Linked DNA regions of Mus musculus: region 1 is linked to region 2. Evidence: chromatin loops called from intact Hi-C (ENCODE). Cell type or tissue: heart. All regions are shown on one strand. Region 1 overlaps Lhfp (lipoma HMGIC fusion partner). Region 2 has its middle 12 kb from the start of Lhfp.

Region 1 (8,000 bases), 110 kb before region 2:
TCATCAAGACGGGAACATGGCAGCATCCAGGCAGGCATGGTGCAGGAGGAGCTAAGAATTTCTACAACTTCATCTGAAGGCTACTAGTAGAATACTGGCTTCCAGGCAGCAAGGATGAGTCTTAAAGCCCATGCCCACAGAGACACGCCTACTCCAACAAGGCCACACCTACTCCAACAGGGCCACACCTTCTAATGGTGCCACCCACTGGGCGGAGCATATGCAAACACTCATACTCCCCTAGTTCTCAGGCTCCTGAGAGAAGTCGACTTTTACTAGAACTATACTCATCTTCTTAGGTCTCCAACTTGCACATAAGGTCCCGTGAGACTTCTCAGCTCTAAAGTTACATGAGACAGTTCATATATGTAATGGAGACCCAATAGATATTTCTATGTGCATATTAATATATAATAGGCAGATAGATGACAGATTTTTATATGTATGCATTATATGGAGTAATCCCATATCTTGAATTATTACTGCATTTTATTTTATAGTTATAACTTTTGTTTTCAAATGTTCATATTATGAACATGTATTCATATTTTAAAAATGAACAGAGTTTACTGAATGACACTTAAATCTGAAAAATAGTTATGTTACCCAAGAGACTTATTTGAACATCCACTAAAAGGTGGAAGGATTTCTGTGGCCTAATCTCTGCCATGTCTCAGTTCTTAAGCCCTCAGTGAGCATCCTTGCTTGCCTGGTTTTCCCTTAGGGAATTGTGTTTGATGCAAAGAACTGAGACACTGCTCCAGTTACTGTGACTTTGCAGCTCAACCAGAAAACGAAGCCTTTCTGTGTCCCTAACTCCAGTCTAACATTAAAACGTTTCACACACACATACACACACACACACACACACACACACACACACACACACACACACAGAGAGAGAGAGAGAGAGAGAGAGAGAGAGAGAAAGAGAGAGAGAGAGTCCAAAGCCCTGTCTTCCTGGTTACTTTTTTTTTTTTAAACACATCATCCAATTCTTCCCCAGACAATAGCGTTTGATGATATCATGGTAAAGTCGTGGTATAGATTCCATTTCCTTTATTTTTATTTTTTTAAAGATGGAAACTGATGCAGTTTTCCTCCCTGGTTTTGGAATCCAAGTGGACCCAATTTAAGAGTTTATAGAAGCATCAAAAATCGATGAGCAGAGAAAGAAGATAGAGACACCAATGTAAATAGCTATTGACCAAGATCTGGGAATGGGCCAAAATATTCACCCAGCACATCCTCGGATCTTGCATTAGGAAGGGAGAGACACAAGACGGACTGCGTCTAGCTTTCCCTCTGGCAGATTTCAGGTGTTTAAGATAGCTTAATCCTTACCTTTCAGATTACTGACTGGGTCACAAGAAATATCACTGACATTTTTAGTTAAATGATTAGGGTTTTTTGTTTTTTTTGTTGTTGTTGTTGTTGTTGTTGTTGTTATTTTGTTGGTTTTTTTTTTAATCTAAAAACATCCATTAGGAGGAAGACCAATACAAAAATTGGTTTTTCTAGGATGCTATTTCTCTATACTTATTAATTATAGAATTCCATCTGAGATATGGCTTTATGCCCACAAGCCTCTTTCTTTTTGCCAATCCAAGCCTCCTTAAGCCGCAGGTTCATATGTTGCCTCCTAAGCACTTGGACAGCCAGCAGGGACTCTCAGTGCCTAATTCACACATTCTTTGTGTGGACCCAGGGAGTGCTCCCCTCTTAGTGGTGAACACAGTGTGGTTCCACCACGGACACACAGGCTTCAACTCTTACATACTTGTTATAAACTACAATTTCTATCAGGTGTCTCTTGTTTTGCTTAAATTGTTAGAAAATTTAGTCAGAGGAAATCTGTCTGGTCAGAAAAATAATTTCTTCGTTGAATCCCCATTTCTAAGCAGTATTGATGCTACCACAGAAATCAAGTATGGATAGACAACAAAGACCCCTCCTGCCCCCCTACCCCTGTTCCCTCTCCCGTCACACACACGATGATGTATGTTTCCTTTGGAGTCCCTATTTTATCAATGCAGACTTCCTTTAAGAGAAATAAGAATTCAATCAGGAGATTAGATTCAATTGTGGGAGTTTTAAATCCTGGGTTTTTTTCAGGCTGGACCTAATCAACATTCACAACTAGCAGGGTTGTCTTTCATTATGTGTAGAGGGTCTCTCACAGCCCCTCCTGGAGGGAGTCACACATCTGACTGCCTTCCACTGCCATTACCTTCACAATGACTGATGGACATTCTCCCTTCCCTTGTTTAGCCAGAGGGACTTACTGATATTTACAGTGGCAAACAGATGACCAACCGCGGCCTCTCTCGTCTGCAGACGAGGCACAGTTATCCATTTAGAAATCTCTGGCCTTCCTCATGGCCCATTTCCTATTCCCGAAATGTGCTCATCCCTTGTGTGTGTGTGTTCTGGGCTCACCCTCCTCTCATTTGTCAGTGAGCGCTACAGGAATACAAACCACGTTTGATATCAGATTAAGCAAAATACGAAGGATGATAAATCATCGAGAAAGATTATGTCGCATACAAAACGCAGACGGGGACATTTTAGGTGCATCCCACAATCTTCAGCATCAACATCACTATTCTCCAACAATGCCTCTGGGGATTTTTAATACCTTCCAGAAAGTTCATTTGTAAGTCAGATTCAGCGAATAAGGTTCAGGCATTTTTTTTAAGGTATTCTATAGTTAGTTCTGAAAGGATGCAACAGGAATCTCTCCTTTTCCCATCTCACAGCCAACCCGCAGTCATTGCCCAGCTCGCCGCTGACACCGCAGGTCAGTAGGGTGAAATAGGAAGAAGATTAAAAGAAAAAAAAAAAAAAACTCATTTTGCTGCTTACTAGATTTCAGATAAATGCAAGATTAGAATAGAAAACAGATTAAGGGAGTTTCCTTGGTGCCTTTTCTATAAAGAACCTTGAAATGTCAAATGCTTACACATTCCTTCCTTCTACTACAGCATAAACAAGAACTAGCCAACTTGGGCGTAGCTATGAAAAGGAGGACATTTTTAGGAGAAGGAACCAAAATGGAAATAAAAGAAACTATGAATGAATTCAATTCTTACAATCTAGAAATTGCGATGAAAGGATTTGACTCTGATGGTTCATAGCATTTACATTCAACACCTGGGCTGGTGATCAGAATTAACTTATTGTTAAAATGATAGCCATTATGATGATGGTGGTTGATGTGGTGGCAGTGATGATGGTGGTGGTGGTGATGAGGATGACTGGCATTTCCTGATCCTCTGCTAAGTACTAGGCTACGTGACATACACTCCAATATGTCTAATCCTTGCAACAACCTATTGCTCTTCCTGTTTTGCTGAGAAGAAAACCTGCACTCAGGGATAAGTGATCAGCTCAAGGCTTCAAAGACAGCTGAGTCACCCAGGTCTGGAACTAAGTCTGGCTGACCGTTCCTTACCTACATGATGTTGTCAATGCCTGGTACCATCTCTCCAGGTCTCATTCTCTTAGTGAGACTGGAAGCGTTCATTGCCGTGTGGGGATGGGCTGTTCCTGGGTGTTAAGTGCAAGAATTCCATGTCTTTACATCACTCCACTCTACCTGGTGGAGCGCTCAATAAACACTATTGACAGCCTCCATTTGGGTAGGGAATTTCCACCTGCTGGAGTGCTTTTTGTTCCCACAGCACAGCTACCTGAGGCAAAAACAGTTGCTCTAAAGAGAGGGTAGAGCTTTTGCTGTCAACAGTATAGATCAGATCAGCTAAATGCATTTCAATCCTGTTCTATTGTGTTTAAATGGGAGGGAGATATACAAGCCCATCTCAGGTAGTGTCAACAGACATCTCAGAGGCAGACAGAGGCGATTGCCAGCCATTGATGGGTTCTGGGATATCGGTATAAACTGTATCATCCCAAGAGGTTTACTGAGTATTACTGCCAACTGCGGTCAGGGTATCTTGATTCTTTCCAGATACAGAGTTGCCAAGATAAGAGAGGCATTGCAGTCTGTCACTACAGAGAGAAAGCACAATCTCCCAGCATGAAAAGCAGGGGCCACCTTGAGCCCCTTTGAGAGAATAAAAGAAAGTACTAGCATACCAAGGAAACTGATGTCAAGAGGGAACAGTGTTGATCCCTGCTGGACTACCCAGCCTTCATCATTCCAAATGAGGGCTGACCCTAAATAACAGCCAGAAGTCATGCTTTTGTTTATTATTAAAAGTCTACAAAAATTGTGTGAATGTCCTTAACTCATTTGATTGTGCTTAATGAGCAGGTGTCAGAGACTAGAGGACAATTCTGCTGTCTTTTTAGGCACTGCTTCTTGATGCTATGTCAAAGCTCAACTTCATGGAGTAGAAATTGAGAGCTCGTTAGTATAGGAAATGTGAGCTGCTTCTCAAATGAGTATAATACTGGAGGTTTGGAGACTGTCACAAACACAAGAGTCTACTCCAGGAGGCAGCTTTGTGCACACTGTTAAAAGTGACAAACGGGTCAACAGCCAAACAGGCAGTGCTCGGCTCCTCTCACACTATTCAAAAGAGCAGTGGAGAAGGATTACATTCTTAGTCCTCAAAATCTGTGAGACCATTCTCCAGTTAAGAGCACCGGCTGCTCCTGCAGAGGACCTGGATTCCATCCCCAAAGCCCACGTGGTAGCTAACAAGCATCTGTAACCCCAGTCCCTGGGGATCCAATGCCCTCTTCTAACCTCTGAGTGTACAAGGCGTGCACGTGGTGCGCATAATCACACAAACACTCATACATACAAAACAAAACAAATAAATCGAAAACGGAAGAGCACAAAAGGACATTCTCCCATCTTGAGTGCACAGGATGGTGCTTCTGGCCCAGGGCGCCCCTATTTTTCTTTGACTGCACCATTGACTCCCTAAGGACCTTGAGCAAAGCACTTCACCTTCCTGCATTTTCATATATTCAACTGTGAAATAAGAAAGATAACGACAATAAGGCCTTACACCTACGCACCTCACTGAAGTGTTTTATGGATTAATCATGTTGTCTCTGAATGTGCTCCTATGCCTTAAAGATTGTGACAACAGTTAGCAAATACCCACAGTGATGTAGTCTCGATGGCCCACAGAATTACATCAGGGACTGTGTGTGGTAAACTACCTTCAGGTTACTGTGTGGGGCAGGCCTTAGGGGACATTAAAAGAAATACATTGCTTAATTGATTATGCTATTTACTCTAGAGAAGAAGAGGGAAAATTTCAGTTAAACAATCTTATCCATCACTAACGGTGGAGTGCACCCACTTCCTGCTTCATGTATTGGAATCTCTCTCACAAAGGTGAGGTCACTTGACAGACGATCAGCATAAGGTTTCTACAAGTGGGGTTAGTACCCTGGGAAGCAAAGCTCGAGGGTGCTCATTTATCTTTCCAATACATACCAATGCTATAAGAAGGCACAGTCCGTGGGAGCAGGGCTCTGCCAGTCTGTGCCCTATAGGACTTAGACTGGGACTTCACAGACTCTAGAACCATTAGGAATAAATATTTATAGTTATTTTTATCTCAGAAGCCAGTTTAGTGGGAACCATGAAGTATTAACCCTAGCACTTCTGATGCCAACTCTGAAGATGGGTAGATAACAGGTAAGTTGATTTCTCTCCTCTGTCCAGGAAGTCTGTTCCTTTCCCCCAACCACCCTTTACATGCCTTCTCTGTTTGGGATGACCTTAGACAGGACCAACTTTCCTAGTCACATGAATAGAATCATGACTCTAAACGGAAGCCATGACTGTGCCTTTTTAATCACACAATACGCAGCTGACTGCAATATACTTTATGTTGGCATTTGTCCCTTTAGACTCAGTTTCTAGAGCCAAACCATGGCTCTCATTACCTGAGGTGTAACAGGAAGCTGGTTTTCCCAGCTCCTGGCCACAAAGTAAATGGTGCTGGTTCATCTTAGGCCTTCTTAGTTACTTATCACTAAGTAACTAGGCTCCATGCCCACTTCTTAGCTGCTATAATGAGGGTTTATAGGCACAATTTGCAGTCTATGCTCCTTACCATGAAATTGGAAGGTATGGACAAAAAGGGTCTATCAATAGAAACGTGTAGGGTTTCTGTGGCTCCTTTTTCTTCCTGTGTGCGTCCCACTTCTACACAGTATCAAAGGCTTGCATCTCAAGCCTCCTGTTAGAACAGACCTGCTTAAGCTGGGCGTCGTGGCTCACACCTTTAATCCCAGCACTTGAGAGGCTGAGGCAGGCAGATTTCTGAGTTCGAGGCCAGCCTGGTCTACAAAGTAAGTTCCAGGACAGCCAGGTCTACACAAAGAAACCCTGTCTCGAAAAACCAAAAGAAGAACAGACCTGTTTGCAATTAGTCAGTCCTGTTGGACTCTGTTGCACAGTGCTCTGTGGTATCTCATTAAGTGGTTGTTTAGTGCTCACATCAAAACTGCACAAAGATTATTATTAAAAACCTGGCCATGTGTAGGTAGGGCTACAATTTTTTAGATAAAGTTCCTGGGGGGAATTCCTTTGCAAAGCTGACAGCTTCCTCTCTTTCTAGAACTTACATGAAGACTTTTTAATACAGCACTAGCCTGGAGGTCAGGTGTCCCTAGGGCAAGCAAGATGCTTCACAGTTTACGAAGCAGTGTTTTTCTCAAAAACAGTTTTCATGATCTGTCAGTGTACACATTGCTTTCATACAGACCAAAGCAATGAAGAACTGTGCAGCAGCTTTCTGAATGACCAATTCTGAGTTTCCTATACAACATTCAGACACGGAGAAGTTTACAGACCCATAACAGCAATAGTCCATATAAACACTAAAAGGCAGTAGAGATGAAATTAAAAGCAAGTGCCATTGAAATCAGTTGTAAGCTTCTGTTTCTCCAACCATGGCTGGAAACCTTCAGAGAAGAAGCATCAGGCAATGACAGCAAAGAAAAGTAGGAGGAGCCGAGAGTGATGGAGTCTACCTTCTTCTACTTCTCTTCTCCCTCTCCACAGATCTCAAGCTCTTTCAAGACTGGAAAAACTCACACTGAGTGACACAAATAAGCCTTATAAGACGTGTTCCAAAGAGGGACAATCCTAACTTTTCCTGAGACAGGGAAATTGAAAGAGCAACTCTTTGATGGGGTTAGCTGCCAACTTGACAGAGCCTAGAGTCACCCTGAGAGCTGGGTGTCTGGCTTGCCCGTAACGGATCATCTTTATGTTCATGGATTCGGGAAGACTCATCATGATTGCGGGCAGGCATTGAATGGAGAAGAGCCAAGCTGTAGCATGCTCCCACTCTTCTCTGCTTTCTGGTTGCAGATGCAGTGGGACCAGCTGCCTCCAGCCCCTGCAGTCTTGCCCTCCTTGCCACAACGGACTGCACCTTGAAACGTGAGTTAAAATAAATCCTTCTCAAAGCTTCCTCCATTGAGGTATTTCATCACAGCAACAGGAAAAGAATAGGGACAGTCTATCTCCACTCTGGGAAGCAATCGTGCTGGGTACAACAGCTATTGGTTGCTGGAGTGTCCTGGGAACAAGTCTGTAGTAACAGCTACATCTGTGGCCATGCAATTAGCTGTGTAGCCAAGCAGCTCCCATAAAACCACAACTCCGATTGCTATTCGAGCTGCTAATATGAACAATTAAAGCAATAGCATCACAAAGTCTTAAAGATGCTGTGATTATTTATTTATCTGAAAAGCAAAGCCAAAGAAAGCCAAATGCTAAGGATACATCTTTTCTTTATTCACCATTTCTTATTTTCCTTATTTGGCTCAGGGCTTTTCTCTTGTTACTGTTAATTCTCTTCCATATTTAATGAACTCTGGTTTTCCTGGAAGTCTTCCTAAGAGCTCAGTATTATATCTGGGTACTTCCAATCATACCAGGCAGGTGGGCAGAATAATAGCCCTCTAAAATGGACAGTCAACTCCACCCCCACTGGAATGAGGATGCCTCTGCTATGCAGTACACTCAAGCTGTGCAATAAAAATAAAGATAATGACTG
Region 2 (8,000 bases):
TCAGAGCCTTTACCTAATCAAACCAACATGTCCCATCACTTGCCTGAGGAGAGATGGTCAAGCCCTTCCTGTGTTTCCGTTAGGGGTGAGGGCTTGAATAAATGCAGGCACTGGGATTGTAGGGCATTTTCTGCAATGTCCTGTGCTTGTTTCTTGATACTAGAAGCCCCCTAGTGTCCAAAGTGCAGCAAAGGGGGCACATCTTCCATCGTGTTTCCTGTAGGGAGGAAGGAAGGTAGTGGACTGCAGCTACACTGACTTTTCTGGTAATAATGACTAGCTTCCCAGCGCCTCTCTGTTCAGAACACTTTAACCTGTGAGCATTGTGTGGCTTAGTACAGAAGTGTTGAAAATACCAAGAAACCACAGGTTCTCAAATGCCTTCTCTGCTATTATGCATTCATTCTTTGGTCGATGGGGTTTCTCTGTGTAGCCCTGGCTGTCCCAGATCTCTCTGTGTAGACCAGGATGGTCTTGAACCCGGAGATCCACCTGCCTCTGCCTCTAGAATGCTGGGATTCAGTGTGTGAGCCACCACACCAGACTTACAAATGAACTCTTATTTTGGTCCTCATTTTTTGTTTTTGGTTGGGTTTGGTTTTCAACCTCACTGGGCTTTTCTTTCAGAGTCATGATTCTTAACCAGAAATTACACGTATTATGCTTACTGATAAATTGCTACATTCTTTCATGCCAGTTGCTGTGTTGAGACCATCATGGGTCTTATTTGAGCATGCGTGCAGCTGAGGGAGGGGACCGAATCACCTAGATTAGAGCAAGTTTGAATCTGGTGAACTGGAAGAGACACAAACATCTGCTGCTTGTGTGATGCCCTCTCATTTGCATTTTTAAGTGTAAAGAAAAAAAAAAGGAGGCACAAAAAAAGATACTTGTGAGATTTTAGCATAGTTAGGAGGCAGGAACACCCAGTTCTGGGCTTGATTTAGCTGCCAAATCGCTATCTGACCTTGGACAAGTAACACTGTAAAGTGGGGCATCCGATTATCCTGTTTCCCACACCAGGCACAGTGGGACAGCAATCCGAGATCCACTGGACTGCAGAAACAAAATCCAAGGACCCCAGAGATGGCTTAACAACACAAATGTCTTCCTCATAGTTGTGGTGGGTGTGGAGTTCTTCAGAAGACTCCGTATCCGCTGAAGCTAGCTTCCGGGCTCACTGACAGCTGTCCTCTTATCTTTCTCCAGTTCACCTTATCTGGCAGAGGGGAGGAGGTCCCTTGCTGTTGCAGCTGCTGCTGCTTCATCTTGATCATCATGATCTTCTTCTCCTTCCTTTTCCTCTTCCTCTTCTTCCTCCTCCTCTTCCTTTCTTCCTCCTTTTTCTTCCTCTCTCACCATCACTCATTTGCTGTGTCTGCACAGGGCAGAGAAGACAAGGGAGCTCTCTGGCCTTTTTCTTTTTTTAAAGCCCTGATTATAAAAGTATTTCCCACATATTTGTTCATCTCCTAATGACCCTCTCCCAAACACCATTGCGTCCAGGGCAATTAGACTGTGTAATGAGCCAGACAAGGCTGATGGCCAATCAGGCTGGTAGCAGATTTCTCGCCATAGTATGCAGGTAAAACCATATGGAGACAACGTTGAATGTCCAACAACATAGGAGAGACCCAGGTGAGCTGTCACACATACCCACAAACCCCAGAAAGGGAACCAAAGCAGACCAAATAACTACTGTACCAAAGCCCAGCTTGGCAAACCAATGGGTTTTAGTGTAGGAGTATGAGCAAGGGTTTACAGGAGCTCCGTGACTTAAAAACAGGTACATCAACTGAAGAGCAGACCCCAACACAGTTAACAAACCGCGAAGGCTGTAACCCACCACCACCCGGCCCTCTGCACAACTCAGACAGCTCTACAGAGCCAAGGAATCACTACAGTTAGGTCGCTTGATCAGCATCTCTTCCCCTGAAGTGGTTTGCTCCTCCTATAGCTGGGAAGGGAGTGGCCTTGTGACTCTTGAAGGCTTTTACCCTCCTAGACAAAGTGACATTCTGTTGACGCCAGTCTTCCCCACCCCCACCTCACTCTACCTCGCCCCAGGGAATGTTTCAGCTTGGGGGAATCTGCTTTAAGACAAGGTGACAGGCCCTTTTGTCACAGACAAACTTTTCCTCCTTGCCTTATTCCTCCATTGCTGACACAGAAATAACATCATGGTTATTTTTAAGGCCATAATAATAATGACATTGTGGTAATAGTACTAACCACTCAGAACTAGGGAAATTGTCTTTTTCTCAAAGTTTTTTCAAGTCCTTATTTCAGATCATCTGTTTGTCTTTTGTTTGTTTGTTTGTTTGTTTTTCCCTGCTGGACAGTTTCAGCTGAATTCTTAAGCATATTCAAGTTTGTACATTAAAAGACCACCCAGCACATGCAAATCTACATTTAAAACCACGTACTGAGGCTGGAGAAATGGCTTAGTGGTTAAGAGCACTTGGTGCTATTTTGAAGAAGCCAGGTTCAGTTCCCAGCACCCAGAGGGTGGTTCACAAACAGCCGTAACTAAGTCCAGTTCCAGTGTAGCCAATCTCCTCTTCTGACCTCCCTGGGTACCACACACACTTGTGGTGAACATGCATACATGCAGACAAAACACTCATACATAAAATAAAATAAAATAAAATAAAATAAAATAGTTAATTTAAAAAAAAAAAAAGCTCTGTCTACTGTTCTGAGAAATTTCAGCTAAGATTCATTTGCCAGGCTCTGACTAAGATCAAGTCCCAAAACACAACCTGGTGCCATAAACATAAAACCAACATTTTTTTAATAAAAAATATTTTTTGGCCAAATATTTTCCAAGTTAAAGTGTAACTGCAGTCAGAGGTAGACTAGCCAAGGCAGCACAGTGAATTCCTGCCCCCACAACTGGATTGGCCTAGATTTGATCTTGCAGGATGGTATAGCATCCACTCACGGGCTCTCTGATTTTTAGGTAAGTTATTTAATAACGTTTACTCATAGTGTTGTTTTGAAAACTAAAAAATGCATGTGAAAATTTTCAGCACATGGTAATTACTCAATAAGTGATAAATAATATTTAATAAGACTTTTACTATCTTAGAATCATCTGGTAACATGTCCAAACCTATCTAATCTATCCTTATAAGATACATTGCTATATAGAATTAGGTGATGGTCCAATAATGTATTGTTTTCCATTATTTATTTTATTAAATTATAGTATTTATTGATTTTATGTGTGCATATGTGTGTATGCATGTGAAACATGTCATGCCACCCATGGGTGGAGATTGGAGAATTCACAGGAGTCAGATCTCTCCTTCTCTCCTGTTGCTCCTTAGGACCAAACTCAGGCAGTCAGGTCGGAAGCGAGTGCTTTTCCCAGCTGAGTCATCTTACTGGCCTGCCGTGATTTAAGGGAGACACATTTAAGGAGAGGATTCACTCTACAGAGTTTATGAAGAATCCAAAATTTGGTTCCCAATACCAGGTATAATTGTGCATGCCTGTAACCCCAGACCAAGGAGATAAAGACAGTTGGCCAGTGCAAACAGAAGTTCAAGGGAAGCCTGGCTATATGAGATCTTTCTCTAAATAATAAATTCCAACCACATAAATAATCAGAATGCATCTTAATTTTAATGTATTGTTGGGTTTGCAATATTAAAATGATGATCAGGAAAAAATTTCCTTGTAATTGGTCTTTGATAATCTGGTATATCTATATGGTACATATATACATATATACATATACATATATTCATATATATATATGAATAAATGTTTACCCTGCATTCGTGAAATCCCAGTGTGAAGGCTTGAGAAAGCTTGCCTGCTGAAGAGGCTTTTGCTCCTCCTGCACTATCTCTGAGCCCATCTTGTCAATCCAGTCTAGCAGCCACCTAAGGCATTCTCCTCTGTAACTTGAGGACCAGGTGGTCACTGGAGTAATTTAGATAGGCAAAAGCCCTTTGGGTCACAGAAAACATTCATATGATCTCCAGAGTCCTTACTAAAAGGCGTTAGGTCAAAACCACAATACCACTTCCCTATTTTTCTCAATTCTAATAACTATTCTTGAAAATGATTACTGGGTCGGATAAAAAATAGTTTGCAAAAATATCAATAATCTTCAATTCTTGAAAAAAAAAAGTCACACACTGAAATTAATCAAATCCAGGAATCAGACCATAAGCTCAATGAACCTCTACATATTTAGAGAAGCCATTCAGACCAGAAGCTGTGACGCTTCACATAATAGTTTGTCATTTCAGTATCGCATCTATTTTATGCCCTTATCCTCCTCTTCTCCCCGTTTACTACCTCGAGTAGAGAGAGGTCTGAGCTCTAAGCAGGAGGAAGCGTGCTGAAACAGTACTAACTTTGAAGCTGATCTAGAAGCTCACATACACCAGTTCATGTCGACCAGGTTTGAGAACGTGAATGCTATTTTTTCTTCCTTACTTAGAAGAGAAATCTTTCCTGGAGGAAGAGTAATGGATAGGGTACTTTGCAGGTCTATCAAGGACTTCAGTGTTCAGCCAAAGACAGACTCAATCTCTCTCAACAGCGACACCTGCTGGGGCCTCCGGGGTATAGTTTGGTACTTCAAGGAGCTCATCAACTTTGTTTCCATTATTTGACGGCTTAAAAATTACTAGTTTCCCTGATAGAAAAATATATATTTCTATATTGGATATATTCCAATGAATATACGTAGGTATATCCCTCCACCCCAACACACAAACACTACTACTATCCGTTCTCTACTCTTCTCCATGAGTATAACTTTATCCTCTGGTCCTCGAAGGTGGGCTTGTCTGAGTGACCATACCCACACTGGTATATAGAAAGGGCAACAATGTAACTGCAGTGGGGAAGTCGACAGATACGGCTTCACCTGGGTGAGTAAGAGAACATCCCCACTGATGCTCTGTAGATACCAGGTATCCTTGCTGCCATACTGAGAGCCCAAACCCAGGCTAACCACACCAGAAGGTGAAGCCTGGGGACAGTGTACGCAATACATGCAAAAGTCTGCACCTGTCAATCCAGGAAAAGTAAAAGGAAATTCGGAGAAATTTGCTGTGCTGACTGGTTTTATGCCAACCTGACACAAGCTAGAATCATTACAGAGGAAGGAACCTCATTTAAGAAAATACCTCCAGGCTAGAGAGATGGCTCAGCGATTAAAAGCACTGACTGCTCTTCCAGAGGTCCTGGGTTCAATTTCTAGCAATCACATGGCGGCTCAAAACCATCTGTAATGGGTCCCTCTTCTGGTGTGTCTGAAGACAGCAACAGTGTACTCACATACATAAAATAAATAAGTCTTAAAAGTAAAAAGAAAGTGCCTCCATAAGATCAGACGGTGGACAAGCCAGTAGGGCATTTTCTTAATTAGTGATTGATGAGGGAGGGCTTAGCCCATTATGGGTGGTGCCATCCCTCAGCTGGTGGTCCTGGCTTCTATAAGAAAGCAGTCTGGGCAAACCATGGGAGCAAACCAGTAAGCAGCATCCCTCTATGACCTTCAGTCTCCTGCCGTGCACTGAATGCCTGCCCTCACTGCTTTTGATGGTGATCTGTTCTAAGAACTGGGAATGAAATAAACCCTTTTCTCTTCAAGTGGCGTTTGGTCATGGAGTTTCATTGCAGCAGAAGAAACTTTAAGGTGTTTGGTTAAGGAATATGAGGATCAAATTTAGCATCCTGAATGGATCTTTGTGCTAGAAAGGACAGTAAAACAAAAACTAGGGAAGAGTCCATTTGGTGAAAGTTTGGTTATTAGTTAATAAAATACCAATGTCAGTTTCTTGGTGTGAACAAATTTACCACAGGAATATAAGATTGACAATTTTTCTTTCTACTCAAATTTAAATTTAGTTGACATGAGAAGACACCAACATGGGTCAAGGGGCTCACCATGTTATCTTTGCAACTCTCATAATTTGCAAATATTCCAAAGTAGATTTTATTTCAGGACTATTATTTTCTCTATGTCCATCTCCATGTTGTGAGTCCTAAGGACTAGTTAAGCCTCACCTTTGAGAAACACGTTACAGGTCCATGTGTTTTCAAGACAGGCAGGCACTATCTCTCATTTAAGTTGCAGTTAGTGGTATCTGGCAAGCGGAATGATTCTTTCCATCCACCAAAGAGGAAACAGACTCAGGGGTTTTATTCCAACAGACTGACGTCATGCCAGGAGTAAGAAGCCGAGGGCCAAGCCACGGGGTTCTTACATGTCATCATGAGTTCTGCTCCAGCCACAGGTCTTGTGTCATGTGTCACATGTCACATGAGTTCTAGCAGAAGTGATTATACTGGAGGTGACCTGTACTGCCAAGGGCATACTGGATTTCACACATCTATGTTATTTCACTTCTTCATGTGAGGATTCAAGTGCTGATGACAAAATGAGAGTAGAAAAATGAAGCAAAAGAAAAAAAAACAAACAAACAAGTTAAACTTGAGACTTTATTCTCAGACTTCACCATGACATCATCGAGTTCTTCCTGGTAAGGAAAAATCCTCTACCATCCCTCTGTGTTCCATGGAAATGTCTTTGTTGAGTTTTCCTTTCCCCATCCCTGCATATCCACAGCGGTATTGAGTCATGGCAGAAGGAAAGTAAAGACTGAACATGAACAAATTCATGTTTAATTACATATAAAATTCCTCCCCTTAACAATTTCTCTTTCTACTCAAATTTAAATATAATTTTCAAACATATTTTAGCAAAAACAATTCAGTGCAGATGAGTATATTAAATTCCTTAGAAGTCTCAAATTATAATAGTTTCCCAAACTATTATACCCAGCTATAGGGTAAACAAAGGAGTCCCAAACACAGGGAAAGTCTAGATGTCTTCCTTATCTTCCTTGTTCAGAATCGTGACATTTTCAGGTCTAAAAACCAGTCTTTTTTTTTTAATTCCTATGAGTATGGACAGGGACAGGTGACAATGGCCACTGATGTGTGTCCTCTGTGTGTGGGCACATCAGTGATGTGTGTTGGTGATCAGGAGCGTAGTTGGATTTCCTAGGATATCACCACAGCAGCACACACTAAGAACAAACAGACATACGGATCAGCATGGATGTGCTGACCCCAACCACATCTGAGCATTTAAAGAGCATACAGGAGCAGACCACAAGGTGTTAATAAAACAGGGACCCACAAATCTTAAAGGAAATAATTTAGAGAGTATCTAAATGCAGGATATTACATAGTTTCAAAGAACCTAGATATTTATGTAATACAAAGGGTGAACTTGGTCAAGTCAAAGAGAACTGTGTGTGGCGCCACACAAGGTCAGCACTCCATCAGTTGAAACAGGAGGTCCTGGGCACCTTGTCAGCCCTGACTGGTAGATTTCTTACTTTAACCAGTGTGCTTTTATAACCTTCGTGTGGCCTTCCACTGGCATATGGTGGACCTACCAGGGGCCACACACTTGTGTTCTGGCCTTCTCCCAGCAGCTATCAACTGCCTATAGTTCCTTAGCTAGAGGTGTAACAAGGGTGAGAGCTTTTAAGGTCACTGATTTTAAGTCTTTATCCAACAAGTCTGTGATTACAGAGACTTGAGAGCTGCCACATGAGTGTGGAGAATCAAACCTGAGTCTTCCAGAAAAGCAGCTAATGCCCTTAATTGTTGAGCCATCTCTCCAGCACCCCCCCCCCCCACACACACACACACAAACCGTTTAAAAGTTATACTTTGAAATTTGCTTGCTAACTAGTGGTTTTCTGTATTAGTCTCAGTTCTCAGAGGGACAGAACTGATAGAATTAATCTATGTATAAAAGAGGATTTATAAAGTGGTTTACAGGCTGTGGTCCAGCCAGTTCAGTAATGGCTGTCTCCCAGTGAAGTCTGAGAGTCTAGCAGTTGTTCAGCCCATGATGCTGGATGTCTCAGCTGGTCTTCGGAATATGCCGGAATCCCAGAAATGTAGTTTCTAACATTAGTAAGTTAAGTGTGAGGGCAAGCAGGCAAAGAGCG

Evidence for each region. A loop is a pair of places that touch in the nucleus more often than their neighbours do. Peaks named below come from ENCODE experiments on the same cell type or tissue, not always from the same donor. Only the 100,000 strongest peaks of a DNase experiment are listed, where the experiment ranks them.
Region 1: a loop joins it to region 2, with 2.2 times the contacts of the local background. A loop is called at or near these places in 1 of 42 quality-filtered maps.

Annotation. Positions count from the first base shown.
Region 1 is chr3:53,139,379-53,147,378 of GRCm38, reverse strand. The region is part of intron 2 of Lhfp (lipoma HMGIC fusion partner); the gene reads right to left. Among named protein-coding and RNA genes, the nearest start is that of C130075A20Rik, 51 kb to the right of the region's middle. In heart, no CTCF peak of the experiment used is centred here; a DNase peak (open chromatin) is centred at 4,688.
Region 2 is chr3:53,025,795-53,033,794 of GRCm38, reverse strand. No RefSeq gene overlaps it. Among named protein-coding and RNA genes, the nearest start is that of Lhfp, 12 kb to the left of the region's middle. In heart, CTCF peaks have their summits at 179 (motif pointing left) and 4,574 (motif pointing left); no DNase peak of the experiment used is centred here.